Regions from separate parts of the Homo sapiens genome. Here region 1 is linked to region 2. A link is a loop called in an ENCODE intact Hi-C map of the cell type or tissue named here. Cell type or tissue: heart right ventricle. All regions are shown on one strand. Each heading gives the region's core, and the rest is flanking DNA. Links, peaks and the distances in the headings are about the cores only.

Region 1 (15,586 bases), core at 2,552-10,551, 800 kb after region 2:
TTTCCTCATGCCCTCCACATGCCTTGTTTAATCCCACCTCTGTTGCTCATGCCACCCCCCCATCCCACTCTGACCTACTTTTCCTCTGCTTTTCCACTTCTTCGAATCCTCCTTCCTCCTCCAAAATTTTCCCCTTCTTCTCAAAGACTAATTTTTCTATCTCAGCTACCTTTTTGTTGCTCCTGAGAAATAGCTTTTAAATTGCCTACAAGGTCATGTTCCTCCTCCTTAACATAGTAACCCAGACCCTCCAGGCTGTGGAACTCCCCCTTTTCCCCAGATTCTCCACCGATGTTCAGCCCTCCATGCTCTGTCCTTTGCCCACCCGTCCGCCTTGCTGTCTAGCCTCTGCTTTCGACCTGGCAAACTCCTTCCCAAGACTCAGTGCGCCTTAGACTTCTGGGAAGCTGTGTGCTGCCAGAGTGAGGCTCCTTCTGCCCTCTGCTCCCAAAGGCCCCTGCACACACCTCTTCCCTAAGCAGCCACAGTTTCCTGTGAATGTTGAGGTCAGCTTCTCCTCTGCCAGCTCCTTGGTAACAGGTGGGATGTTTTAGTGGCTTTTTCTTTTCTTAAATCTCCTGCGGCTGCTGGTGCGTGGCACTTAATAGGACTCGGCAGATGCCACAGAACTACTTCATCGGCTGATCCTCCACCAGCAGCACACCCACCAGGCTCACAGCGCCTGCGTGCCAGGGTGCCTGGGCTCCACTTCTCTGCATGCCTTCATGTGCCTCCTCAGCTGCCTACTGTTGTAGGAAGAACCTTCACTTCTCTGTGTCTGTCCACCTGGCTACCCACTCTCCAATCCCTTATCTCTTCTCTTGATGGCTTTTATTCGCCAAAAAAGCCTGGCAAAGAGGTACAGGGAAACCAGGTCCATGGGACTAGATACAGAAAAAGAGACTGATGGAGAGGACCCAGAGAACATAAGTGACATGGTCTCTTCCCTCAGAGATGCTTTGACTCTAACAGCCTCCAGTTACTTGGAGCCAGAGAAGGCCCAAGGTCAAAAGGTGCTAAAGCCTGGTCCTTTAGCCAAACAAGCAAACCAGGTGACTCAGGTGACTCTACCAGGCTCATGTCAAAGTGATGGAGACAGGGATCCAGTTGGCTCCAGCCCAGGAAATAGGGTTGGGACTCCCAAACAGAAGCGCCGAGGGTCTGGGAACTGAGGCCATGTCAGGATCACTTTTGGGGCAGACTAGCAAGGCACAGGACATTTCACGGTGGCCTCACAGGCTGGGACCAGGCTGGACTATGTCATCAGCAAGTTGTTGCCCCCACAACTCTGGCCTGCCTCTCCTCCTCCTGACTCTTGTTCTCCATTAACCATTTGGTGTCCACTTTTTTGTTTTTGAGACGGAGTCTCGCTCTGTCACCCAGGCTGGAGTGCAATGGCGCGATCTTGGCTCACTGCAACCTCTGCCTCCCGGGTTCAAGTGATTCTCCTGTCTCAGCCTCTTGAGTAGCTGGGACTACAGGCATGTGCCACCACACCCAGCTAATTTTTGTGTCTTTAGTAGAGACAGGGTTTCACTATGTCACTATGTTGGCCAGACTGGTCTCAAACTCCTGACCTCAGGTGATCCACCTGCCTGGGCCTCCAAAAGTGCTGGGATTACAAGCTTGAGCCACTGCACCCGGCCTGGTGTCCACTCTTTTTCCACAGGATTCAGTAGATGCAAACACTTCAAGCCAAATATGTTCATAAGAAAGTCTCTCTGCTACTGGCTGAGGGGAATGTGAGCAAAAGCTTCTCATAAGCACACACTGAATTCTGTCTTCGATCTGTCTGCTGGGTTCATTTTATTGAGAACATGACTTCCCCAAACAATCTGACAGACGTGGCCAATCCTATCCTGTCATGCCTTGGGGGTTTGTACTCTGATCCCTCCCTCCTCCTCTTTACTGCACTCCTTCATTACAGAATAAGTACGTGTACACTGTACTGCCTTTGGGTGGAACGTGTGGTTTGGGGCTGGAGCAGTTACAAAGCTACCAAAGATATCAGCTCTTCATCCTGGGTAGATGAACCCTCCACCCAAAGGGCAGTCCTCGACAGTGCTGGGGAGAAACTGTCTGGGGGAAATTTGGCATATTAGCCAAAAGTCTTTAAAAATGTATGCATTCTTAGGACTCTCAATTTAGGAATTTATGCCAAATAAATAAGCGTGGATAGGTTCAGAGATTCAGCTGTATAGATAATCTTCCAAGGATTGTTTAGTGAAAAGCTGGAAACATGCTTAACCATAGATTGATTCCTTAATGAAATTATGGTACCTATTCAATGGAACACCAGCAGTCTAAAGTAGATTAATGTTTTGGACAGAGAGAAAAAGTGTTCATTCCACATTATTAAATCAAAGCAGCATAGAATAAAATAGTAACTACAGTGTAATCCCATTTTATTTAAAAATAAATTTATGCATGAAAAATGACATTTCACTCAGTGACAGACTGCATGTATGATAGTTATTCCATAGGATTATAATACTATATTTTTATGGTACCTCTTCTATGTTTAGATACACAAATGCTTACCATTGTGTTGCAATTGCCTACATTCAGCACAGTAAGATGCTGTACAGGTTTGTAGCCTAGGAGCCATAGGCTATACCATGTTTCTTAGGTGTGTAGTAGCCTATTCCATCTAGATTTGAGTAAGTCCACTCTATGGTGTTTGCACAATGATAAAATAACCCATCAACACATTTCTCAGAAGGTATCCCCATCCTCAAGCAATGCATGACTGTATATATATGTATGTGAATGTACAGAGAAAGGTCTGGAAGGATAGCTACCATGATCTTCATAGCAGTTACTGTTATATAATGGAATCACGGTGCTTTTCAATTGCGATGTTTCTGCTAATCTGCAATTCTAAAATTTCTAATAATAAGAGTTGTGCTGCTTTTGTAAAAGGAAAAAGGCAACAGGAGTTATTTTCAATGATTTCTTTAAAAACCTGACTATGCAACTGTGGGATGCCCTGCTCTTTATTACAAATATGATCTCTGGATTTTTTTTTTTTTTTTTGACACAGTCTCACTCTGTTGCCCAGGCTGGAGTACAGTGGCGCGATCTCAGCTCACTGCAATCTCTGCCTCTTGGGTTCAAGCAATTCTCCTGCCTCAGCCTCCCAAGTAGCTGGGATTACAGGTGCCCACCACCATGCTCGGCTAATTTTTTGTTTTGTTTTGTTTTGTTTTGTGTTTTTTGTTTGTTTGTTTTTAGTAGAGATGGGGTTTCACCATGTTGACCAGGCTGATCTCAAACTCCTGACCTCAAGTGATCCACCTGCCTCGGCCTCCCAAAATGCTGGGATTACAGGCGTGAGCCACCACACCCAGCCTGATCTCTGGATTCTATGGAACTGCTATCTTACTTGAGTTTCCTTTCTCAGCTAAGATGATTTGCCCCACATAATTGCCCTCTCCTCATCCCATACCCCAGTGGCCATCAGCTGCTCTGATAATCTTGACCCTTCCCCATCATTTTGAATGTCTGAGTACCCCCTTAGGGTTCAGTTTTTCCCAGGCAATCCAACTTGAAAACAGGGCACAGGCAAGGGGGCCTTTTGGAGACATTACCTAAAGGACCACCCACGGCATTTCTCTGTTTTAGAGACAGGGGAGCCCAGCAGTTAAGAAAGCAGAGTTGGGGTAGTGGACTCAGCCAGTGGGTTCATCAAACAGGAGAGTCAAGGCAGTTGCTTAAATTAGAATAAGTAACAGGCTGAAATGAAGGCAGTTAAGATAATGAAGCCAAGAATAGATCTCTAAGAGTTGAGATTCAAGACAGGAAATGCTGGGTATCCATCCTCACATTCCTTTGAAGCAAACCTTGGCATTTTTCTCCAGGCTGTAGAAAGTCTTTGAGATACCTAATGGGGCCAGACCAGAGATGGGGACAAAAAAAGTCACTTCACTGCAAAGAACACCACATTTTCCTGAGCAAGGTACATGTAAAAATACAGGCTAGTGGTGTAGATTGAAATGCCTCAAAGAAGACAGCATGGGCGAGACTGTGACTGCCATCCAGTGTCCATTCTTTCCTTCTTTGCTAACAGAACCCCAGTGTTAGCCCAGGTGCCAACGCACTCAACTAAAAGACTACATTTTCCAGCCTCCCTTGCAGATAGCGTGGCCAAGAGGCCAAGTGCTGCCCAATGAATGGTACGTAAGTGTTAAGTGGGGCTTCCAGAAAAGCTCTCCAGGGGAGCTGACTCAGCTGGAAGTGTTGTCCACCTGTCCTCCCCTACTTGCTCCTTCCTCCCGCCCTGATGGTTGAAGCCCCAGCAACTTTCCTAAATCACAGGTGACTTTAGGATGGAAGCCTAGGTGGAGTGAAAAGACAGAAGCCGGGTCCCTGTCATACCAGCTATGTCTGCCCTCTGGACTTCTTTTATATGAAAAATAATTGCAATCTTAAGTCCCTGTTATTCTAGATTTTCTGCTATACATGGCCATTCCTATTCCTTGGTGCTACAGTGGGGTCAACAGTTACTCTGAAGGGAAAAATAAAGGAGGAAAGGAACTTGAAATTCTAAATTGTGGTGGCAAAGAAAGTCAGCAAATACTTCAAAGATTCCTTCTAGGCTTTTATGTGCTATTATTTAAAATCACAAATGCTGGCATTTATGCAACTGAGGGAGGAAATGCATTAGTAGCACAGAACTACTAATGGCAAGTTATTTCACTTAGAAGATGTTTAACACAGGTACCATAATTGTCACTTAATAGGTCAGAGAACCAAGAGAGACCTGCCTTTGTGTGTTTGAGCCCCCTCTCTGCAGATCACAAATATTTCCTTTTATGTTTAAGAAATGTAATTATGTCTAATGCAAATTACAAGCCAGAATACCACCACAAAGCTTACTGCTTTTGTGCCAGTTTAGTCCTTTCATTATTTTATAAATGTTGCAGTTCTCAAAAGGCAAAGCTTACCTCCCAAGACCTTTTGGAGAATGTTTAATCATGCCCTCCTCAAACCTAGTCAGTGAGTGTAACACTCATGTTGGACAAGGCTTCCAGATGGCTTTTTAACCACACCTTCCCCAAACTGAAGCTTTCTGCTACCTCTCTGTTGCCTCTTTCCTGCTTACCCTCTTCAGGTCGGTGTCCCCTCCTCCAGGCAAAGCCCAATCTTTGGGCTCATCTCTGGCATTCCCAAATGATCTACTGCTAACCTCATTCATAATAAGAGCTACCACCTATTGACTCCATGTTATGCACCAGGCACCGTGCTCATTAGTGCTTTGTGGGGACTATCTCATAACCCTCATAAGATCCCTGTTCCTGTGAGGAAGGAACAGGGATCCTCAAATGAATGAGGATACTGAGGCTGAGAGAAGCTAACAACTTGTCCTCTGCCTTGGAGTTGGTAAAAGATGATGCAACAATTCAAACCCAGGTCATCTGGCCCTAGAGGCCAAGTCACACTATTTTGTAAACTAGTGTACAGTCTCTTTATATATTGCGTACTTCCCACCTTTTCCAGTGCCCAGCATCCAGCGGTACTCAATAAATGCCAGCTGAATAAGTGTCTGGTCCAGCATCATTCATTCCTATCCCACTACACAGACTTGGATTAAAAATTACCAGATGAGAGTGAGAATTAGTCTCCATGCTTGGAAGAAGCAGCCCCAGAGAGGTGTGGTTCAACCGGAGTCTGCTTACCAGGAACACAACCCACTGCTGAGGAAGGAAGCCCATTTCAACCATTTCAAGGTGCATCCTTACTGCTGGGAAATAGATGGTTAGAAAGAGATTCATATTTTTTCCTCATGATTCTTCACAGAGACGAAATAGAACCAACAGTGGCTTGAAAACATGGAAGGAACAGCAACTGGAGGCTGGCCAGCCCTGTGCTCTGATTCTGGAAGACAATGGCTCCAAGCTCTGAACTGGATTTAGAGGGTATCCTTTAAGAGGCTCTGGACACTCCCAGGGGCAATTCGGCTTGGGCTGGAACCAGAAAGGGCTCAACCAATAAAGAATTTCCTGAGCCTCACAATGAAGCATTCCTGCCCTAGGAAGAACCAGGCAGAACCAGGCAGGAGAAGTGAATTCTCAGGAGCAATGAAGAAGGCAGGCCTGTCCCTTGAGCCTCCAGACAGAACTACTCCATGAGGGCCTTCTGGTGTCTCTCTGTCTGTCTGTTTCTCTCTCTCTCTCTCTTTCCCTCCCTCTCTATCTCCCTCTCTGAAACTATCTTGGCGAGCTCACACCAGCAGGGAGACAGCCCTCCCAGCCCAGGCGCAGGAAATGGCTGCCACGACAGGCGGCCATGCCAAGTGGGAAGTGTGGCTTCCAGCAGCAGCACCTGGCCTCCTGGCAACTGCTCAGCCAGGCTTGGAGAGGTGCCTGAGCTTTTTTGTTCCTGATTTTTGACATCTCCCCCACCCCACCCTCCACTTCATTTTTTTTTCCCCAAAAAACCATCCTCTTAAAAGCCTCCCCCTGTGGCCTTGTGAGGGGCCAGAAGGGGCCAGTCCTAAACGGCTTCCCTCTTCTTGTTACAAAAGCTATCTCTGACTCTTCAGTTAACCACAGGCTAAAATCTAGCCTTCTTGAAACTGCAAGTTTCATTTGTGAAAAGAAAATGAAATCTCCTTTTCTCTGGCAGTGTAACGAGGCTGCTTTTGTTAAGGCTGTGTGTTTGGGGGCAGCTATCCGGCCCCACAATGGACATCGGGCAGGACCGTCATCCGTCTTCCCAGTGACCACTCTGAGACATCAGCATCCTGAAGAGGGATGAGGTAGGCTGGGGACACAGAGGCCCATCACCTCCTTGGTGTTTCTCCTTTCTCACCCCCGACATCTGCAGTCACCAAGCTCTGCAAACTCCGTGTCTGCAATAGCTGCTTTGCCGCCTCTTCTGTGTACCTGGCGCTAGAATGCCAGCCCTCAACATCTCTGGTCTGTGTTACTACAACAGCCTCCCATCTCTCCCCTTATCATCCCTCCTCCATGCTGCAGCCCTAAAGCACAGTGTGATCATGTCTCTTCCACTACCCAACTCCTCAGAACCACAATCCAGCCCAAATCTACTTTTCCCTCCTCATCAGCATCTTGACAGTTCCTTCCCTGACTTCCTCTTGCACTCAATCCCTTTGAGAACCATCTCCATGGACACTTTCAGTGGGTTTGTGTTGTTGCCCTGGCCTAAAGTGTGTTTGCCACATTCTTGTTTGGTTTGCTCCCCATTCTTCAAAATCCAAATCAACATCATCCCTTCCACCTACTGCAGGCTGAATGAATCACTCCCTCCTTTGAATTCTGTAACGTTTAATTCCTTTTTAAAGTTTTGATTCCAATTTCCTTAATTGCCTCCCTCATGGGATTATGAGGTCTTTGAGTCGAGAGCCTGGGTATGAATTCATCCTTTGTATTCCCAGCACCAAATAAGGCACCTGTCCTAGTTTGCGTCAGACAGCTTTGGGAAATGAATGGCAATAATGGAGAAGAGGAGACTCTGTGCACAGATACTAACCTGTGAGCCAGGCTCAGGTAAAGGAGGAAAACTCACCTGAGACATCCAGAAAAACCCTGGTGGTACTCAGTTAGGAGTCCCCTGCCAGAGACAGGTCTTTGGGGAATGACAAGTCTCCTCAGTGAGCTTGAACTTCAGAGCCTTCCCACTTCCCTTGGGCCAGATCTCTCACATTCCTGAGTCACGCCTCTCCATTTCTGAATTTGTTTCCTCAAACATCTTCTTCACCCTGATCTGCTCAGATGGCCTCCATTTCCAGTTGCTTCCTAGCTGTGGGTTTGGTGCTAGTAGAAATGACCTTGGCCTATATCGGGCCTCTGAGTAACTTGACTTCCAGAAGAAAAGGCCTGGGATCTTTCTCTATCAGATATAATTCAAAAGACAGGACGATCACCTCCTGTGCAGGTCATGTGGCATCAGGCTGTTACTGCACAGTGCTGTGGGTTAGGGGAAAGGAGGATAGGATCTGGCCCACTCTGTGGCTCCTCTGTCACTACAAACTCATCTTGATGGAAACCAAACTCGTTAACTTCAGTTCCTCTATTTCAATTACCTCTGATAGCTGATCAGTAACTGGGTTGTGTCAACTCACTTCCACAGTCACAAATATCCATCTCCCCCTACTCATTTCTACTTCCACTTAGCTAGGGCCCCTTCATCCTTCACCTGGGCTACTGAAATGACCTTCTAGGAGATGACCTCCTAGCAGCCAGTCTTTCCTTCCCCTGTCTGGCCTTCACATTGACCCAGTTGTCTTCCTAAAATACAAGCTGATTATGTCACTCTGCTGCTCAAAATCCTTCAATGGCTCCCCACTGCCTACAGAATAATGTTCAAACTCCTTCAATTGCCACTTGGATCCTCTAACAATGTAGTCCCAACTGACTTTTGTCACCTCACCTAGCGGCAAGCACCTTTCCCTCCTTCCCAACATAATGATCCTTGCTCCTTTCAGTCCAGATAAAATATTCCATTCTCTCCAAGCAAAATTAATTCTTCCATTCACAGCATTTCCACAACACACATCTTATATCTTAACTGAGCACTTCTTTATTCTGCCTTCATTATATGCGGCTGTTTTCATAGCAAACTGGCCCTGTAGATTGCAAACTCTCAGAAACAAGAAGCCTGCCTTATCCACCTTTGCTATCCTCCACGTTGCCCTGGGCATGACACACACTCAGGGTATTTCCATTAACTGCAAATGACACAAGTGAATCAAAGAAGTTTTGCATTGTGTTTAAATAGGTTCATATAGGTTTGGAGGCCATTGTGGTCAGGATCATGGTATGAAGCAGTTCTGGATGAGAAAATGGCTCTTAAGGAATTCACAGTATATTTGAGATAATATAGGTGAATGTCCAGACACTAAAAAGCCACAAAGTAATAGAAAGAAAAATAATGTTCTTCAAGCATGCATGCAAAATGAAGCAGAGATTGCACACAATTTATGCAGCACACAGAGGTATTTTCATGCCATGACTCTGAATCACACATTTGAGATTTAAAATACCTTCACCTTTGCTTGGGGGAACAGAGACTCTGAAAAGTCTTACTATTGCTGCATGTGACTGGTAGACTGTATCATCATAATCAGTCCACATAGGGGAGTCTCCCCAGGCAGCATAACCTACTGGTTATGAGCCAGACCACCTGAGTTCAAATCCCAGCATCACCATTTCCTAGCTGTGTGACTGAGCAATTAACTTCTCTGTGCCTCTTTTTGTTTCTCCTATAAATGCAGAGAATAACAAATGCCTGCCTCATTCGATCTTTAGAAGAATTAATATAGATAAAGGGCTTAGAACACAGTAAACTCTGCATCATCACTGAGGATTATTATTATTATTATAAATTTTTTTTTGAGACAGGGTCTCGCTCTGTTGCCCAGGCTGCAGTGCAGTGGTGCAATCTTGACTCACTGTGACCTCTGCCTCCCAGGTTCAAGCGATTCTCGTGCCTCAGCCTCCTGAGTAGCTGGGACTACAGGCATGTGCCACCATGCCTGGCTAATTTTTTGTATTTTAGCAGAGACGGGGTTCACCATGTTGCCCAGGCTGGTCTTGAACTCCCGAGCTCAGGCAATCCATCCATCTTGGCCTCCAAAAGTGCTAGGATTACAGGCATGAGCCACTGCGCCTGGCCATCACTAGAATTATTTTTAACTATACCTATGTTCTAGAGAGACAGAGGGTCAGACAGATTGTCCAGCTGATAAGCATTTGTATAATACCTAGTATTGAGGTACTGTTCTTTCCTTCTCATGTTTTCAGGATCTACTGTTTAATGGGAAGTGTCTTCTTTTTTTTTTAAGTGGCTACCATCTGTTAAGGGCTTACTCTTTTTCTGATTATATCAATGAATCTTGGATTCCAAAAAAACACAACATGGTAGCAAAGAGCTTAGGTCCTGGAGCCAGGCTGCCTGAATATTTTTGTAGGTGCCTCCATTATGTGACTTAACTTTTCCAGATCTCAGTTTCTTCATCTGGAAAAAGAGGTTAATAACAGTTTCTACCCCCTCCCACCAGTGTGAGAAGTAATGAGTTGGTGCATGTAAAATGCTTAGAACAGCACTTGGAGTGTTGTTAATCCTCAATAAATGCCTCTATTCCTATTTAATAAACAGGTACTCGGCACCTACTATGTGCCAGGCACTGTGCTAGGAGCTTGTGATCCAGCAGCAAAAAGGCAAAGTCCCTGCTTGCTGGAGATGTAGATACTATTATCATCATCATCAACCTCTAAACTGAGGCTTTGAGTGGTTAAATCTGCCTGAAGTAAGTGAACAGTGAACACGCTGGGGTTTGAATCCAGGCCAGGCTTAACCTCAGGACTATCCCTCTCCAACATGGAGCCCCTGGAGAAGGGAGGTGTTAGCTTTCACTCCCTCAGAACCCTAGAGACCCTGCTCAATGTCTGCAGAATTAGAATCTCAACCCCTTAGGTTGTCATTCCAGATACGTCAACCATGGTGCCAGTCATTGTCACACTCTGTCATATGGAAAGTAGCCCAAGGCAGATCCACAAGCAAGACAGAGCTGAGAACTGGACCATGGCTGAGCACTTGGCCTCACAGCCACCCAGCGCTAGGCTAACCATGACCTAGGATGTAGCCAGTGCAAAAACTGCCCAAGGAGGATAATGGTAACTTGTTACGCCAAACAGACTCAAAGTCTCCCTCTAGAGTGTAAACAGAGAGCTTCAGAGAGAAGCCACCCAACAGAAACCAGGAGCAGGAATAAGAAAGCATCAAGATGCAGAGGACGCAGGAGAAGCAGCATCTGCACGATGGGCAGAGGACAGAGGTGAGGATCTCACACCCCAGGGGCTGAGGGAGAGACCTCAGACCCAGGATGAGGAAGAATCCCATGGGATCCCTACTCATCTACAGCCCCCACACCCTGACAAGAAACCCCTATCCCCTGAGAGTCTCTGACCCAGCTGTGTGCAGCCATTCAAGACTCTCCAATCCCAACCCACCTGCCGTGGCTTCTCTTCTATTCCTGCTCCACACATAATGCTCCTGGGCCCCAAACAGGCTGTGTGCATGCCTGCTCACTCTTCCTCCCCACCCCAACCCTTCAAGGCCCAGTCACACTCACCCTCTGCCTGATGGAGAGACCTCCCAACATAACTCCAATCGCATTGTGACCCCGGTGCCTTCTAGCACATACCCAGTAAATGCTGGCTGGCCAACTGGCCTGATAATATGAAATATAATACAATAGGCCTATAATACAATAGACCTAGAGCAGTAGTTCTTTTTGTTTTATCCTTTATTTTTATTTTTTTGTTTCTCAAGTTCTATAGAGCAGTAGTTCTTAACCCCAAGCCCCAGGGGGCAATTCTGCTCCCCAGGGGATATTTGGCAATGTCTGGAGCCATTTTTGGTTGTCACAATTGGGGGCAGGGAATGTGCCAGTGGCACCTGGTGGGTAGAGTCCAGGGATGTGCTAAATGTTCTACAGTGCACGCGACAGCCCTCCACAACCACGAATTATCAGGCTCCAAATGCCAATAGTGCCGAGGTTGAGAGACTCAGGGCTAGAGTTTTAGAAAAACTTAAAAGAAATAAGATTTGGGTAATACAATTACAATAACAACACATTATTAGAAGTGGAATGGTTGAACTGTATTTTTCTGAGTGCTGCTCAAGATTTTAGATATATTACAGTGAACTCCCATCCCAAGCCCCATATTGATGCTGATTTGGATATAACGCGATCAACAATTGGCAGCAAACACCCCAGCCTTCCATTCACCTCTCCTTGGCAATAATGTGGCCCCTTATTTTACCAGGCAGAGTTGTTTGGACCCACTGATAGTATGACAGCAGCGTTTGATCGTCGTGCCACAGTGCTGGTGGAGACCATGAGCAAGCTAATGCCATTCTCGCCAGTCTGACCTTTTTTTTTTTTTTTTTTTTGAGGTCTCACTCTGTTGCCCAGGCTGGAGTGCAGTGGCGCAATCTTGGCTCACTGCAAGCTCCGCCTCCTGGGTTCACACCATTCTCTTGCCTCAGCCTCCCAAGTAGCTGGGACTACAGGCATCTGCCACCACACCAGGCTAATTTTTCGTATTTTTAGTAGAGACGGGGTTTCACCATGTTAGCCAGGATGGTCTCGATCTCCTGACCTCGTGATCCACCCACCTCGGCCTCCCAAAGTGCTGGGATTACAGGTGTGAGCCACCGTGCCCGGCCCAGTCTGACCATTTTTAATCCAGTCTGTGGGGCTGCGTTGACAGATTCTATTCAGCATTTTTTTTTTAACCTGAATGGCGTTTCTCCCTTCATGCTGGTTAAGAGCATAGGCTTTGGAGGTGGCCGTAGCCAGATTGCACTCTCCGTTCTGGGAGGGTTTGTTCCATCAACCACTGCACATTCAGTGCCTGGTAAGACAGGGTGCTCAGGAAGAACTTGGGGAATGAATGAACGTAGCAGTCATTCTCTGTTTCACCTCATTAAGCCTTAGTTTTCTTCTCTATAAGATGGAGCAAATAGCACCTAGGACATCAGGTTATTGCAAGAATGAAATGAAATTAGACCATGCATATCAAGCCGACAGCCCAGAACCAGACGCACAGCTCAGTAAGTGGCTGCCATCTCCATTTTCACAACTAGTGCAAGTCTGTGGCTCTTTCAGAATCCTGAAAGGTACCATGATTTTCTATCCTAATCCTCTGTTCTTCAAAGAATCACTATCAAGGCAGAGGAAGTTCTAAAGCACGGAGAATGGGGTGGGTTCATTTTTCTGAAACTAATTAAAAATCAGAAGTTCTGCCGTGATTTCCAATTAACTTTCCATTTTTCTGAAACTAATTAAAATCAGAAATCTGCCGCGATTTGTACTGTACTGTATAAGTTTGTGCTCATATGTGGGCTTCCTATTTTAAATTTTCATTTGATTATGTACATCTCAGTCTAGCAAAAGGAATGGATGAGGGCAAGTATCCTGTATTTTAAGATTTTCTCAGAATTTTCTACCTGTTACAGGTACCCAATATAATAAATAGTAAACAAACAAAGTGAACAAACTTAGGTTTTAGCTACTGGGTTTTCTAAGGGTGAAGTCTAGTTATATAAATATGATACAATTATCTACTTTTACTCTGGTTCACATTTAAACATAAAGCTATCAGAATGAAAGAGATTAACTGTGGCATCAACTCTTCACATAAAACCTTGCAGACCCCATGGCTGCTGAGAGCATTTCCCTAAGGCAGTATCCATCAGGACACAACAGACCTGGGAAGGCAGGATGGCAGACAGCAGGCAATGCGCTGGCTTCAGACCACACTGGGTTCAGACCCTGGCTCCAGCACTTTATAGTTGTGCAGTTTCAAATCTCTATTTTCTTTTTCTTCTTCTTCTTCTTTTTTTTTTTTTTTTTTTTTTTTTTTTTGAGACAGGGTCTTGCTCTGTCACTCAGATTTCAGGCTGGAAGCGCAGTGGTGTGATCATAGCTCACTGCAGCCTCCAACTCTTGGACTCAAGCAGTCCTCCCACCTCATTCTCCCAAGTAACTGGGACTACAGGCACATAATACCATGTCTGGCTAATTTTTAAATTTCCTTGTAGAGACAGGGTCTCACTATGTTGCCCAGGCTGGTCTCGAAATCCTGGGCTCAAGCAATCCTCCCACCTCAGCCTCCCAAAGTCTTGGGATTACAGGTGTAAGCTACCACACCTGGCTCAAGTCTTAATTTTCTCACCTGTAAAAGGACAATAGCATACCTGCTGTTACTGGTTGAATTATGCATCTCCCAAAATTCATATGTTGACATCCTAAGACCTGATGCCTCAGAATGAAACCTTATTTGGAGACAGGGTCTTTACAGAGGTAATCAAGTTTAAACAAGATCATTAGGGCCCTACTCCTACATGACTGGTGTCCTTATCTAAAGGGGAAATTTGGAGACAGACACGCACACAGGAAGAATGCCAAATGCAGATGAAAGCGAAATTGGAGTGATGCTTCTATAAGACAAGGAACCACGGATTGCTAACGAACCCCCAGAATCCAGAGAACAGGCCTGGAACAGATTTTTCCTCACAGCCCTCAGAAAAAAACAACCTGGTCAACACCCTGACCTCAGACTTTTAGCCTCCAGAACTGTGAGAAAATAAATTTATGTTGTTTTTAAGCCACTCAGTCTGTGGTACTTTGTCATGGCAACCCAGAAAAACTAATACATCTGCCTTGCAGGGTTATCATGAGGAATAAAAATAAAGTTTAAAAGATGTAAAAAACACATTCCACAGTTCATAGTAGGTGGGCAAAGTTGGTAACTGTCGCTATTATTAATTATTAGTGTATCACAAGTTGAATATAACATAAATATCAGAAATGTGTATGTTAGACACAGGAAATATCATATTGTCTGAATATAAGGCAACACCCTAAATGCCAATTCACCTTCTTGTCAATGAGAAAATCAGAGAAAAAACTTTTTAAATATAGAAATAGCCAAATGGAAACATATTATATTTAATTAAACTTAGGTACCTATACACATATAAAATTACATGGTATACAAAAATCATACATTGATTTAGAAACTATATTCATATTTCATGAAGCAATTTTATTTTAACTTCAGTTGTTTTCATCACTAGAACCTTTTTTGAGTCAGTTTTCCAGAGAACTTCATCTTCATTTCCATCTAAGTCATTTGAGATACAGCACTTTTGAATCTGTGTATGATAACACAAAAATGTTATCCGAAGCTGCAAATATTATTTTCACATACCATTATAACTGTTGTATCTTTCTTTCTTCTGTACTTATATGTATATATATTCATGATCTTCACTTGTAACCACGTACTCTATTGCTTTGTAACATGATTTCTAAAAAGTGCATTTATAACAGAATCTAACACTTGCCATTGTGAAGTCGTGCTCAAAGAAATAATCCCTAAATCAGTACTGGAAACCTGTATAAGCATCGAAAACTAACATTGATTTAGGTGATTTCAGGCTAATATAGTTTTACAAAGTGAAAAAATTGGAAGTGAATCCCCTAGTGTGGGGGAACTTGAAGGACTTAAATATAAGGCAATTCTTTCTTTACTGAGAAGCAGATTTTGGGGGGAAACTCATCCCGTTAACTTCAGACTATAAGCAGTTTATCACCATTGGCCTTATCAATTCAGATGCTTTTTCCATGTCCCGCTGATTCTTATCCTTCAAGGTCAAGTTCAAATGTCACTTCCTCTATGAACCTCCCCACCATACATGCAGAGTTGGAATAAATCTCTCATCACTTAGCTCCCCACCCATGTGTGTGTATCTCATAACTTTCCTCCATCCCTGAGGCCAACTCCTTCTTGTGATCATCCATACACTGCACTTTGCTTTATAAATAGTAAGTTCCTTTTTTCTTTAATGAGTGAGAGGAAATAACTTGGTGCTTTTCTCCTGAGTATAAATAGTACATATTTATTGTAAAAAACCCAGATTCTATAGAAATGTTTTAAGAGTAACATAAATCTTCTAAAGCTCCCCCACTATTAATTTTTTGGTGTATCATTTCCAGAATTTTTACTACATGCATACACACGGGCACACACATACACATACACATACA
Region 2 (15,586 bases), core at 2,760-10,759:
ATTATTCAACTCTGCAAAGTGCAATATCATTATTATTTCTAATATATAGATGGGTAAACCAAGGCTCAGAGATTAAGTAACATACTGACTAGCAGCAAGAAATTATGACACACTTTACATATACTTTGAAAACTGTATTAAAAAAAAGCAGGCAGTCAGTTACCTTTCCAGTGGTTTTTTTTTTAATATTCCTATCGCATAAATGCAGCAATAATAGATTATATCTTTAGAGAAAAGGTATTATTTATGTTAAAGGTACAGACTAGTGAAAAGTTAAGCGTGAGCTCTAGAGGGAGGGAAGGAAATTACACTAGAAACTTGGTGAAAAGTGTGAAAGGTGGCAGTGTGGTGTTGTGGAAACCTGAGTTCTTATCATGCCTGATTATTAGTTAATGACATTTACTTCCCCAATTCTTGAGGAATGTAAAAATATCTTAAGAAGTTCATTTTCTTTTATCTTAGCCATTTCCAGTAAAATTGTGCTAGGACAACTAAGGTGTGTCTTAACATACATAAACTGCATGGATCTGAGTTTCTTCATCTGTAAAAATGAGATGCTTATACTATGTTACTCTCTAAAGCCAGCTCTGGTATTTGTTCTTTTGTTTTTGTTTTTTTCTCTATTATATTTTCATTTGTCCTCTAGCTCAGGGGTCCCCAGTCCCCGCGCTGCAAACCAGTACTGGTCCATGGCCAGTTAGGAACCAGGCCATGCAGCAGGTGGTGCGGAGCCAGTGTGCGAGTGTTACCACCTGAGCTCTGCATCCTGTCAGATCCACTGTGGCACTGGGTTCTCATAGGAGCACAAACCTATTGTGAACTGTGCATGTGAGGGATGTAGGTCGCACATTCCTTATGAGAATCTAATTAATGCCTGATGAACTGAGGTGGAACAGTTTCATTCTGAAACCATACTCCCTACACCCCCATCCATGGAAAAATTGTTTTCCACAAAACTGGTCCCTGGTGCCAAAAAGGTTGGGGACCGCTGCTCTCGCTGACCCACCAAGTCTGAGAATTTTTTTCTTAATTTAACATACTGTAAGTAACTTTTGGCAACCCAAGATTGGTTTGTTGACTCATAATGGATGCAATTTAAACAGAACAATTAATTGAGACTGCAGTGGTAATCTGTCTCTCATTTGCCATGTTTTTAAGATGAAAAATATCCCCTTTATGGCTTGTTTAAAATGTCATCGTTGATAATGCTTTTAAGTTAGAAAATCTGAGTATAAATGCTCCACAGTTTCCTTTTACAGACAGTGAAAGAAATAAATCTTTTTTTTTTTCTTTTGAGACAGAGTCTCACCCTGTCGTCCAGGCTGGAGTGCAGTGGTGCGATCTAGTCTCACTGCAACCTCCACTTCCCAGGTTCAAGCGATTCTCCTCCCTCAGCCTCCCAAGTAGCTGGGATTACAGGCGCCCGCTACCACACTCAGCTAATTTTTTTTTCTTTTTTTGTATTTTTAGTAGAGACAGGGTTTCACCATGTTAGCCAAGCTGGTCTTGACCTCCTGACCTCAGGTGATCCACCCGCCTCAGCCTCCCAAAATGCTGGGATTATGGGCATGAGCCACTGTGCCCGGCTGAAAGAAATCTTAAAATAACTTTCTAATTATCATCTGACTTACCTAGCTGATAGGAAATCTATGAAGAGATGATTTAGGGCATTATTATATTTATCACATAGTCTAGCTTAAAAGAATTATAGCGTTTCAGAAACTGAAAGAATCTAGCTAAAAGAATCATAGAATGTCAAAAACTAAAGAAAGAGATTGAGGATGTGGAAGATGAGCACAGAAAAGTAGAACAAAGACACATAATAAATATTCAAAATCGAGTAACATGCAACGAACTTACAGACCAAAAATCATTTTCAACCAGTATTATTAAGCAAACATTAACATGGGAAAAGTGAAAGTTTTGTTTTAAAATATATTCACATTTAGAATTTCCTTATGATTTGGCGTATGTTATTTTCAGTTACGCCAAAATACAAAGACAGGAAAACATTTTTGTCAGTCCTTTCTGAAGGGATTAATATCCCACTTTTGTTAAATTTTTGGAGTTCTAGAAACTAGGGTGATAGTTGTTTTACTTTTTCTTTTATTTTTATAAAATAACTCGAACTTTATTATGTTTCTTATTAGGATGTATTTCTTTTAGGCATTTAAAAAATAAACTTTATTGAGGTATAATTTATATGCAATAAAGTGTACCTATTTTAGTACATTTCAGTGAGTCTTGACTACATGTATGTGTATAATCAACACCATATCAAGATATAGAACATTTTCATCTCAGAAAGTTCCTTTATGCTTCTCATTCTTCCCTGGGCAACCATGGATCTGCTTTCTGTTGCTATAGATTTCTTGAGCCATTATTTTAGGCTCTAAAAACATCTTGATGTTTTATTTGGCCTTTAATGAACCATATTAGTAAAGATTTTTAAAGAGAGATTAATTTATCCCTTCACCCACTCCCAAAGAGTAAATCTTATTATAGCACATTACATAGTATACTTTCAACCAAAATGTTTTGTAAGAAGTCTGATTAGTGCATTTGGGTATGTTTTATAAGAAGTCTGATTAGTGCATTCGGGTGTTATATGGGTTTTATATGATTAAAAGTAGTAACTATTACTTGTAAGGTATACATAAAATCATACCTCTTGAGACATGAAGCATCGTTAAAATTTGACTTCAAGTAAATCATAAATTTTTAGCTCACGAATCCCCTTTTACTGGTTAAGGTTATTTGTGTTTTGACTGATTTTTCCCTTATTTTCAAATTCACTCTTCTTAATAATTATAATAATTTGTATTACATATCTGTGCTTGAATTATTTTCTGTGTCACAAATACAATTAATGTTGTTGTGTCCATGTTATCTACAATTAAAGATCAAATAGATTCTTAAACTCAGTAATGGACTGTAAAGTCTCTTCTCATTCTGTTAAGATTTTGAAATTGACTGTAAATTGAGCATTGTTATTGGTGTGGTGTGTAGGATAAGTGTCTGGAAAAGACATATCTTTTTCCCTGAAGCAACTTAAACTAGCTATTCATTACTTTTTGGTTATCTCAAAAAAAAATTTTTTTTTTTTTTTTTGAGATGGAGTCTTGCTCTGTCACCCGAGCTGGAGTACAGGGATGTTATCTCAGCTCATTGCAACCTCCGCCTTCCCAGTTCAAGCAATTCTCCTGCTTCAGCTAACCCCAGTAGCTGAGATTACAGGCACATGCCACCATGCCTGGCTAAGTTTTGTATTTTTTAGTAGAGACGGGGTTTCACCATGTTCGCCAGGCTGGTCTCGAACTCCTGACCTCAGATGATCCGCCTGCCTCTGCCTCCCAAAGTGCTGGGATTACAGGTGTGAGCTACTACGCCTGGCTCTCAAAACATTTAAAAATACAAAATATAATTCTTACAATCCCTAAGGTAATCCAGAATATTTTTTTGAGAATTATACTTTTCAAATTAGTTAAATGTATATATTCGAATCTGTTTATGAGGATTGAAACAATGTGAGGGTGTCTTTAGTAATTCATTCATCCATTCACTCAGCATTTGTTAGGGTTAGTATATACTGTTTTTCTAGGAACTGTTTCCAGGTGCTGTGGATATGGCAGAGTTTATTTTAAGTACTGGTATCTGATGTAATAAATATTATGTACAGTATATAAATTCTAAAATGTGGTTTTATAGGGAGGCTGTATATATAGCACAGTAATTAAAAGTCATGGCTTTGGGCCTCACTTGTACCATTTATGATATGTGTGACCTAGGAAGAATGACTTACCTCTCTTAGACTCAGTTTCCTTATCTGCAAAAATCAACACAATAATACCTACCTCAAGGGTTTCATAAAGACTAAATGAAAGAATGAATATAAAGCATTTAGCCAGTGTCTTGCATGTGATGCCTTATCATAATTTATCATCATCAGTAGAAATTATGTACAAGATGCATTTAAAGAATCATGCAGGGCCATATAAAAATACAGAATAATGACATTATACTAATTTAACTATTATTGTCCATCAAAACATTTAAAAATGGGAAAATTATATTTTGGATGTGTGGTTTTATCTGTTTATTATTGTATATGTAATGCAATTATATGTACATATTGTTGTATACAGTTGTTTTGAGATGGGAAAAAGCCAAAGTGTTTTCCCTACTCTCACACACCACTCAATACAGTACTTCTGACTGTAGGATTGTGCATGGTTTTCTCCCCACATGCCAAGCAGTTCTCCAGTGGACACCAATTGGGTGTCCTGTAATTCAGTTCTGACACTGTTTACCTGGAGTCAGTGTCAGATCCATAAGGGTTAAGGATTCATTACCATAAGACTCCCCTCCATGTTAGGTGTCAGATGCAAGCCCCAGGTTGTGATATGTGCCTCTGACTGACTGGCTGTAAATCTGGGTTCCCATGTTTCCTTCTTTGTTCTCAATTGATTTGCTGAAGCAGCTTACAGAACTCGGAAAATTTACTTGTATTTACATACTCATTACAAAGGATATTTTGAAGAATATAAATGAAGAGATCCATAGGGTGAGGTCTGTAGGGGTCCCCAGTGCAGAAGCTGTGGATTTGGAGTGCACTGCCCTTCTGGCACAGTGTGTTCTTTGTTAACCCACCTGGAGGTCACTGTACTCCATCCGTTTTAATGAGGGCTTTATTAGGTAGGCATACTTGATTAAATCAGTGGCTGCTGGTGATCTGCTCAACCATCAACCCCTCTCCACTTCCTGGAGGTTGAGGGCTGGGGCTGAAAGTCCCAACCCTCCAATCATGCTTTAGTCTTTCTGGTGACCAGCCACCATCCTGAAGCTGCCTAGGGGCCCCCAGCCACTAGTCATTCCATTAGCATACAAAAGATACTCTTCACTCTAGAGACTCCAAGGGTTTTAGGAGCTGTTTGCCAGGAACTAGGGGCAGAGACCAAATACATGTATTTCTCATATTATAATATTATAGGTTATATTCATGAAACTTCAGATACTGTACTTCATGGACAATTTAAAGATTTTCAAGAGTAGTTTTGATTACATGTAATTTTCACATTGTCTTTGGATCTGGACACCTATGAAAACTGTTCTTACTTTGTAAGTGTTCAGTTGCATGTTGGGAAGTTAGTGCTATTACCAGTTACAGGAATTGGAAAGCAAGGTTGCACAGAAAGTTTTGCTTGTAGTTTATGGAAAAGAAATGCCCCCCGGATTGCTGTATTGTGAGGAAAAAAGGGCAAGGGCCAGCATATGCCATAAGTGTGGGAACCACACCTGATGCAGCCTTTCGTCCTAATGTAACAGAATGTATCTCCTCTGCACAGCTAGGTGTGGGACTCCGTTTCAGCTTTTTTGTTTTCTGTTCTAATAATCTGTCCTTCTTCAGTCAGTCCCTCTATAATGTATGTAATTATCTTAAGCCAAATAGGGCTATCAGAACAAAAGTTCATTTCCAGAATAATTTCCAGAATAGGCAAAATACTCTCAGGGCAAAAACACCTTCAGTTCTTTGTCTTTGATTGTTTTTCCTTCAGTTTTGGCCTTACTATCTTGTCAACTCTTTGATGCTTTTACAGTGTTTTATAATGTATTTCATCTTCATTTTGTAGTTCTCAATGAAAAGAATAGACTAGCGCTACCCCCATTGTAAATAAGAAGCCCTCTTCTCATTTCTTCCTATTCAGTGGAGGAAGTCTACCTCCCATTAAGGCACAACTCAAAGAACTTCTTGAACTAATCATTGTAGTTACTCAGAAAGTCTCCCCACTTCTTAGATGTTCCATTGATACATCATAACTCTGTTATTCCACTGTCCATATCCTATCTTTACTCTAATTGCTTATGCCTGTGGCTCCCTCTCAGCTAGAAGTGAAGTTCTTGGAGGCAGGGATCCTGTCTTAGTTATTTTTGTATCCTTGGTAGCACCAACTTCATGGACTCAATATAATAGATTCTCAGTACATTCTTTGGTTGAATTGTGCTGGATTTTGCTGAAGGAGAATAAAAAGGTTAAGAAGGAAGTTGGCTCTGTTCATTTGGCCTCTCTATATGAGTTGCAGTACGGTTCTCCCTTTTCTATTATTCCTTACAGGTTCATTGATGATGTTACATAGCCCTTGACCCATGTGAACTGATGACAGAATAGAGCCACACAGCATGTGAAGTGATTTGACCTGTAGCAATCTTTGAACCAGTGTTTTGTCTACACCTATCCTCAGAGGCTATCCAGCTGTTAGATTTCATTTTTAATAATTCAGCCAAGAGTGTGGAACATTTTTCTCTTGAGATTTTCAATAGCTAGTCTGAAGATATGTTTTTGAGAGCTTCAAATAGTGTTCCAGAAGAGAATGTTAGAATCGGGAAGAATAAGCATATTAGATACTTAAAGGAAAGTATCTGAAAAAGAAAATAGAGAATATAAGCATATAATTTTCAGTTTACTAAAGAATACTGTTTTTAGGAATAATAGTCATGAAAATTATAAGGGAAAAAAAGAGTTTTTAAAAAGCCTCTGTTACCCAGTTTAATGCATCTTTTAGTTCAGACATGATTACTTCACAATCACAGTGACTTTTGCACACTATCTTGTAATTTTTAAAAAGTTTTAAACATTTATCACAAATTATTCTAGATTCTTCATATCGGGTTTTTAGAAAGTAAATATTAAAAGGAACTTCAGGTGGTGAAGCATTCAACTGGAGCAATTTATTATTACATAATAAAAAAGGGCCAAAAAACTGGTTATTCCAACCATGTTTTGTTTGAGCCATGATCTTCCCAGATACATGAGTAGATTTTAGAATCTACCCTTACAGTGACCTTTTTGATTTTACAACTCCTTCAAACTTTGGTGACTATCTAGATGTCCCTGACTTTTCAATGAATGCCATCTTATGCATGTACTACTGTAATGTGCCACAAAAGCATTTGAAGTAAATTATATATTAGATGATATCTGTTGGTTTGTTTTGTGTTAAACTGTATGAAGATCTTAGAAATGTAAAAATTTAATCACTTACTGTCCCACCATATGATTGACTCCAATCCCCCTGGGAGTTAAGTAAGAAAAATCTTGTAAATTAAATTATCATTAAAAGACTTGTTTCTTTTCTAAGTTAAGTAAACTAACACAAAGATCACTAAAAATATAAGGTTTCTTGAGTGTTCTTTTTTTCCTCCCTCTTTTGACAAGATTGTGAAAAGGTGATAGTAATAATGTAATATTATTAAGGCCCAATCCTAGAGAGGAAGCAGAGCAAGATGGCCGAATAGAAGCCTCCGGTGGTCATCCCCTCTGCAGGAACATCAAATTGAATAACTATATTAAGGAAGGAGGCATGGAGTAGGATAGGAAAGACAGTCTTTAATCACCTACACCATCTCTCCCCCATCCCCCTGCAGTGGCCACATGGCGTGGAAAGAGAATCCGTGTGCTTGGGGAAGGGAGAGCACCATGCTCGTAGGATGTTGCATCCACAGTGCTGCTGTGTCACAGCGGAAAGCAACACTTGGCAGAACTCAACCAGCACCCACAAAGAGCATTTAGATCAGCCCTAGACAGAGGCAAGTTTTCTATCCCAGAGGTCTGAATCTGAGTTCCAATTCCAGCAAACCCTGCCACCATGAGCTAAAGTTCTCTGGGGTCATAAGTAAACTTGAAAGGCAGTCTAGGCCACAAGGGTTGTAATTCCTGGACACGTGTTATGCTGGGCTCAGAGCCAGTTGACTTGGGGTCCACGTGACCTGATGAGATACCAGCTAGGGTGGCCCAGGGAGTACTTGCATCAACCCTCCCCCAACCCTAGGCAATGCAGCTTACAACTCTGGGAGAGATTCCTTCCTTCTGCTTGAGATGAAGATAGTAGAGAGTAAAGGCAACTATGTCTGGCAACTTGGATGCCAGCTCAGCCACAGTAGAATAGGGTATCAGGCAGAGTCCTGAGGCCCCCCATTCTAGGCTGTAGCTCCTAGACTACATTTCTAGACACACCATGAGCCAGAGGGGAACCTTCTGCCTTGAAGGGAAGGATCCAGTTCTAGCAGGATTCATCACCAGCTGACTAAAGAGATGTTGGGCCTTGAACATCACTGGTACCCAGGCAGTACTTGCTGTGGGCCTTGGGTAAGACGCAGGGCTGTGCTGGCTTCAGATGTGACCCACCACATTTTCAGCTATGGTGGCCATGGAGAGAGACTCCTGCAGAGGAAAGGAGAGAGACAAGTAAAGGGACTTTGTTTTGTACCTTGGATACCAGCTTCGCTACAGTGGGGTAGAGCACTAAGTGGGTTCCTGGCATCCCCAGCTCCAGACTGTGGCTCCTGAACAACATCACTGGACCTTCCCTGGGCCAGGAGGAGCCCACTGCCCTGAAGGGAGAGACCCCGGGCTGGCAGCATTCACCCCAAGCTGACTGAAGAGTCTGTAGGCTTTGAGTGAACATCAGTGGTAGCCAGGCAGTACTTGCTGCAGGCCTGGGATGGTGGTGACCATAGGGGAGAGACTCCTTCTGCATGAGGAAAAGAGAGGAAAAAGTGGGAAAGACATTGTCTTGTGGCTTGGGTGCCAGCTCAGCTACAGTACAATAGAGCACCAGATAGACTCCTACGATTCCAACTCCGGGCCCTGGTCCCAGATAGCATCTCTGGGTTTGCCCAGGGCCAGGGGGATCTTACTGTCCTGAAGGGAAGGACAGAAGCCTGGCTGAATTCAACACCTGCTAATTATAGAGCACTGCGACCTTGAGTGAACATAGGTAGGTAGCCAGGTAGTGGTCACTGTGGGCCTTTGGGCAAGAACCAGTGCGGTGGTGGCTTCAAGTCTGAGCCACCACAGTCCCAGTGGTGATGGCCACAGAGGTGCTTGTGTTACCCCTTCCCCAGCTCCAGGCAGCTTAGCACAGAGAGAGAGAGACTGTATTTGGGGGAAAATAAGGGAAGAGTACAAGAGCCTGGCTAGTAATCCAGGGAATTCTCCCAGATCTTACCCAAGATCACCAAGGCAGTAACTCTACAAGTCTGTAAGAGCCACAGCATTACTGGGCTTGGGATGCCCTCTAATGAAGATATACGAGCAGTGACCAAAGACTTAGATTACAACACACAAGTCTCTCTGAATACTTGGAATGCCTTCCCAAGAAGGACAGGCATAAACAAGCACAGACTACAAAGACTGCAATAAATTCCTAATTCTTCAATGCCCAGGCACCAGTGAACATCCACAAGCATCAAGACCATCCAGGAAAACACGACCTCACCAAACAAACTAAATAAGGCAACAGTGGCCAATGCCAAAGAGATAGAGATATGTGACCTTACAAATAGAGAATTCAAAATAGGTGTTTTGAGTGAAATTTAAGATAACGCAGAGAAGCCTTTCAAAATCCTATCAAATAAATTTAACAGAAAGATGGAAATAATTAAAATGAATCAAGCAGATATTTTGGAGCTGACAAATGGAATTCATATCCTGAAGAATTCATCAGCATATCTTAACAGCAGAATTGATCAAGCAGAATAAAGAATTAGTGAGCTTGAAGACAGGCTCCTTGAAAATACAGTCACAAGGGACAAAAGAAAAAAAAATAAAAAAAGAAGGAAGCATGCCTACAAGACCTAGAAAATAGCCTCAGTAGGGCAAATCTAAGAGTTATTAAACTTAAAGTGGAGGTAGAGAGAGAGAGGCGTAGAAAGTTTATTCAGATGGTTAATAACAGAGAACTTCTCAAACCTAGAGGAAGATATCAATATTCAAGTACAAGAAGGTTATAGAACACCAAGCAGATTTAACCGAAATAAGACTACCTCAAGATATTTAATAATCAGATTCCCAAAGGTCAAGGACAAAGAGAGGATCCTAAAAGCAGCAAGAGAAAAGAATCAAATAGCATGCAAAGGAGCTCTAATGTGTCTGGCACCAGCCTTCCCAGTGGAAACCTTACAGGCCAGGAAAGAGTAGCATGACATATTTAAAGTGCTGAAGGAAAAAAATCTTATTCTAGAATAGTATATCCAGCAAAAAATATCCTTCAAATATGAAGGAGAAATAAAGACTTTTCCAGACAAATACAAGCTGAGGGAGTTCATCAACCAGACCTGTCCTACAAGAAATACTAAAGGTACTTCCTCTGTCTGAAAGAAAAGTACATTAATGAGCAATAAGAAACCGTCTGAAGGTACAAAATTCACCGTTAACGATAAGTACACAGAAAAACTCATAACACTGTAGTTGTGGTAGGTAAACTACTTGTATCCTGAGAAGAGAGAGTAAATGATGAACCTATAAAAAGTAATTGCTACAATAACACTTCAAGAAATAGGCAGTATAATAAGATATAAAATAGAAACAAACATTTAAAAAGCAGGAGGATGAAGTAAAAGTTCAGAGTTTTTATTAGTTATCTCTTTGCTTGTTAGTTTATGCAATCAGTGTTGTCATCAGTTTAAAATAATAGGTTGTAAGATAGTATTTGCAAACCTCATGATAACCTCAAATCAAAAAACATACAATGGCTACACAAAAAATAAAAAGCAAAAATTAAAACATACCACCGGAGAAAATCACCTTCACTGTAAGGAAGACAGGAAGGAAGGAAAGAAGAGAAAACCACAAAACAACCAGAAAACAGATAACAAAATGGCAGGAGTAAGTCCTTACTTATCAATAATAACATTGAATGTAAATGGACTAAACTCTCCAAAACGAAATACTGGCTGAATGAATTAGAAAAAACAAGACCCAACCATCTGTTGCCTACAAGAAACCCACTTCACCTATAGAGAAACACATAGACTTAAAGGGATGTAGAAATACATTCCATGCAAATTGAAACAAACAAACAAAAAAAGAGTAAAAGGAGCTATACTTATATCAAACAAAATAGATTTCAAGAAAAAAACTATAAAAAGAGACAAGGTCATATAGTGATAAAGGAGTTAATGCAGCAAGATGATATAACAATTGTAAATACATATACACCAAATAGATATCTAGAGCAGCCAGATATATAAAGCAAACATTATTAGAGCTAAAGAGAGAGGTAGAACCCAATACAGTAATAGCTGGAGACTTCAACATCCCACTTTCATCATTGGACAGATCTTCCAGACAGAAAATTAACAAACATCAGACTTAATCAGCACCTATAGACCAAATGGACCTACCTGATAGATATTTACTGAACATTTCATCTAACAGCTGCAGAATAAATATTCTTCTCATCAGCACATGTATCATTCTCCAAGACAGACAATATGTTAGGTCACAAAACAATTTTTTAAAATTCAAACAAGTCTAAATAATATCAAGCATATTCTCCAGCCACAATGGAGTAAAACTAGAAATCAATAACAAGGAATTTTGGAAACTATATAAATACATGGAAATTAAACAACATACTCCTGAATGATCAGTGGGTCAATGAAGAAATTAAGAAGGAAATTGAAAAATTTCTTGAAACAAATGTTAAAAGGAAACACAACATACCAAAACCTATGGAATAAAGCAAAAGCAGTACTAAGAGGGAAGTTTATAGCAATAGGTGCCCACATGAAAAAAGGAGAACCAAAACCTGAACAGACCAATAATAAGTAACGAGATCGAAGATGTAATAAAATCAAGCTGGGCACAGTGGCTCACGCCTGTAATCCTAGCCACCAGGCCAATGCGGGTGGATCACCTGAGGTCAGGAGTTGGAGACCCACCTGGCCAACATGGCGGAACCCTGTCTCTACTAAATATACAAAAATCAGCCAGGCATGATGGCATGCACCTGTAATCTCAGCTAGTAGGGGGGCTGAGGCAGGAGAATTGCTTGAACCCGGGAGGTGGAGGTGGCAATGAACTGAGATCGTGCCACTACACGCCAGCCTGGGTGACAGAGCAAGACTCTATCTCAAAAAAAAAAAAAAAAAAAAAAAAATTAAAGGCCGGGTGCGGTGGCTCATGCCTGTAATCCCAACACTTTGGGAGGGCAAGGGGAGCGGATCACAAGGTCAAGAGATCGAGACCTTCCTAGCCATTATAGTGAAACCTTGTCTCTACTAAAAATACAAAAATTAGCTGGGCCTGGTGGCGCATGCCTGTAGTCCCAGCTACATGGGAGGCTGAGGCAGGAGAATTGCTTGAACCTGGGAGGTGGAGGTTGCAGTGAGCCAAGATCGCACCACTGCACTCCAGCCTGGTTGCCAGAGTGAGATTCCATCTTAAAAAAAAAAAAAAAAAAAAAGTAATCTCCCAGTAAAGAAAAGCCCAGCACCCAATGGATTCACTGCCGAATTCTACCAAACATTTAAAGAACTAATACCAATCCTACTACACTATTCTGAAAAATAGAGGAAGAGAAAATACTTCAAAATTCGTTCTACAAGGCCATTATTACCCTGATACCAAAACCAGACAAAGACACATCAAAAAAGGAAAACATAGGCCAATATTTCTGATGAGTATTGACGTAAAAGTCCTCAACAGAATACTAGCAAACCAGATTCAAAAGATCATTCTTCGTGACCAAGTGGGATTTATCCCTCGGATGCAAGGATGGTTCAGCATACATAGATCAATCAATGTGATCCATCTTATCAACAGAATGAAGAATAAAAGCCATATAATCATTTCAATTGATACTGAAAAAGTGTTTGATGAAGTTCAACATCATATCATGACAAAAACCCTTGAGAAACTGGTTATGGAAGGAACATACCTGAACATCATAAACGCCATATAGGACAAACCCACAGCTAGTATTATATTGAATAGGGAAAAACTGAAAGGCTTTCCTCTAAGATCTGGAACATGACAAAGATCCCCACTGTCATTACTGTTATTAAGCATAGTACTGGAAGTCCTAGTTAGAGCAAACTACCCATCTGACAAGGGGTTAATAACCAGAATGTATAAGGAGCTTAAACAATAGGGAAAAAATGTGATTTTAAAATGGGCAAAAAACTTAATAGACATTTCTTCAAAGAAGATGTACAAATGGCAAACAGGTGTATGAAAAGTTGTTCAATCAACATCATTGATCATCAGTGAAATAAAAATCAAAACTATGAAGTGATGTCATCCCACCCCAGTTAAAATGGCTTCTATTAAAAAGACAATAACAAATGCTGGCGAGGAGGTGGAGAAAAGGGAAACCTTGTACACAGTTGATGGGAATTAAATTAGTGCAACCAGTATGGAGAACAGTTTGGAGGTTCCTCAAAAAACTTAAAGTAGAACCACCATATGATCCAGCAAATCCCACTGCTAGATATACTCCAGAAAAAGGAAATTAGTATATCAAAGAGCTATCTGCACTCCCATGTTTATGACCCCACTATTCACAATAGCCAAGATTTGGAAGCAACTTAAGTGTACATCAACAGACAAATGGATTAAAAAATGTATATATACACAACGGAGTCCTATTCAGCCATAAAAAGTGAGATCCTGTCATTTGCAACAACATGCATGGAAAGAAGAGGACATTATATTAAGTGAAATAAGCCAGGCAGAGAAATACAAACTTTACATGTTTTTACTTATTTGTGGGAACTAAAATTAAAACAATTGAGCTCATGGAGATAGAGAATAGTATAATGGTTACCAGAGGCTGGAGAGGGTAGATAGGTGGGGGAGAGGGCAGTGGAGATGGTTAATGGTTCCAAAAATAGAGCTAGATAGAATGAGTAAGATGTATTTGATAGCACAACAGGGTGACTGCAGTCAACAATAATTTATTGTGCATTTAAAAATAACTAAAAGAGTTTAATTGGATTGTTTGTAACATAAAGGATAAATGCTTGAGGTGATGGTTACCCCATTTACCCTGCTGTGACTATTATGTGTTGTGTGCCGGTATCACAATACCGTATGTAATCCATAAATATATAAACCTAGTATGTACTCATAAAAATTAAATATATACCAAGTCATAAGGCCCACTCCTAGTAGTTTTAGACCCAGAGAAATAAAGTCTACATACCAAGTGCTTGTGTATTTAAACATTATCAATCAAGGTAATATTAAATAAATATGTTGATATTCTATCTTAAAAATATTTTTTCCTTACAAATATACCTTCATATAGACCTGGAAGACCAGGATTAAATTTAGAATTCTGTGAGGCAGGGCCTTTCAAGGGTGATTAGATCATGAGGGTGGGGCCCTTGTGAATGAGATTAATGCCCTTATATAAGAGACACCAGAGAAATCCCTCACAATTTTCTTTTTTTTTTTTTTTTTTGAGACGGAGTCTTGCTCCGTCACCCAGGCTTGAGCACAATGGTGTGATCTCAGCTCATTGCAACCTCTGCCTCCCAGGTTCAAGAGATTCTCCCACCTCAGCCTCCCGACGGGGTTTCACCATGTCAGCCAGCCTGGTCTCAAACTTCTGACCTCAGGTGATCTGCCCACCTTGGCCTCTGAAAGTGTTGGGATTAAAGGTGTGAGCCACTGTGCCACGCCTCCCTTACTTCTTTCACAATGTGAGGACAGAGTAAGCCATCTATGAAGCAGGCCCTCACCAGACAATAAATCTGCTAGTGCCTTGATTCAGGCAATAAATCTTTGTTGTTTAAGCAACCCAGTCTATGGTTTTTATGTTGTAGTAGTCCAAATGGACTAAGACAGAGCCCTTCGGCTTCTATGCCCGAATACAGCAGTACAGAGACAGCTACCACTTATCCTACCTTGCTTCTCTTTCTACCCCTAACCAGAGATATAAGCTTCCTCTTGACTTCAGGTTGTTTGGGCAGGGGATTCTTGTGTCCTGAGCCCCTACAAGGAGGAGTGAAACATAACCTATAATGGGGCACATAGGAGCCTTATATGCAGATCCTCTTAGCTAAGGACGTGGGGTATGGCAATAGAGAAGAGACCAAGAGCACTCTCTAAAAGCAGGCAAGGTGTGCTGTGGTTTGAATATTTGTCCTGTCTAAAACTCATGTTGATATTTAATCACTGTTGTAATGGTGTTAAGTGGTAGGAGTTTTATGGGGTGATTAGCCGTGAGGGCTCCACCCTCATGGGTAGGATTGGGGCCATTAGAAAAGGGCAAGTTCAGTTCCCTCTTACTCTCTCTTGGCCCATATCCCTGCTATGTGAAGATCCAGCATAACCCTCCTCTTCAGAGGATGCAGCGTGCATGGTGTCATCTCGGAAGCAGAGATACTGGGCTCTGACCTGCTTGTACCTTGATCTTGGACTTCACAGCCTCCAGAACTGTGAGCCAATAAATTTCTGTTTTTTATAAATTACCCAGTCTCAGATATTTTGTTATAGCAGCATAAAGTAGACTAAGACAAGGTGTAAATTAATTGTAATATATATTTATATTATTGTACCATCTATTCTGGTTATTTGCTGTAATTATGTTCTTCAAAGTTGCCACAAACACTGAATTAGCAAATACTGAAACAATGATCCTAGGGGAAATGTAGGGTTACATTCCTGAGAGCCTCTGCTCACAACAGTTTCCTCAAGTGATCAATAAAAGACCTTGTTTTATGTTTGTTTTTGTTTAAAACATGTTATTTAATATATATTGTTGATTTATTTAACATTAAACTTAGGGCCAACAGCACT

What was found. Hi-C counts contacts between places; a loop is a spot of excess contacts. Peaks named below come from ENCODE experiments on the same cell type or tissue, not always from the same donor. Only the 100,000 strongest peaks of a DNase experiment are listed, where the experiment ranks them.
Region 1: a loop joins it to region 2, with 3 times the contacts of the local background. A loop is called at or near these places in 37 of 110 quality-filtered maps.

Annotation. Positions count from the first base shown.
Region 1 is chr11:32,178,308-32,193,893 of GRCh38, forward strand. No RefSeq gene overlaps it. Among named protein-coding and RNA genes, the nearest start is that of SNORA88, 42 kb to the left of the region's middle. In heart right ventricle, for the core only: no CTCF peak of the experiment used is centred there; no DNase peak of the experiment used is centred there; H3K27ac peaks cover 764 bases; H3K27me3 peaks cover 336 bases.
Region 2 is chr11:31,378,482-31,394,067 of GRCh38, forward strand. All of the region lies in intron 2 of DNAJC24 (DnaJ heat shock protein family (Hsp40) member C24), which reads left to right. Among named protein-coding and RNA genes, the nearest start is that of DNAJC24, 16 kb to the left of the region's middle. In heart right ventricle, for the core only: no CTCF peak of the experiment used is centred there; no DNase peak of the experiment used is centred there.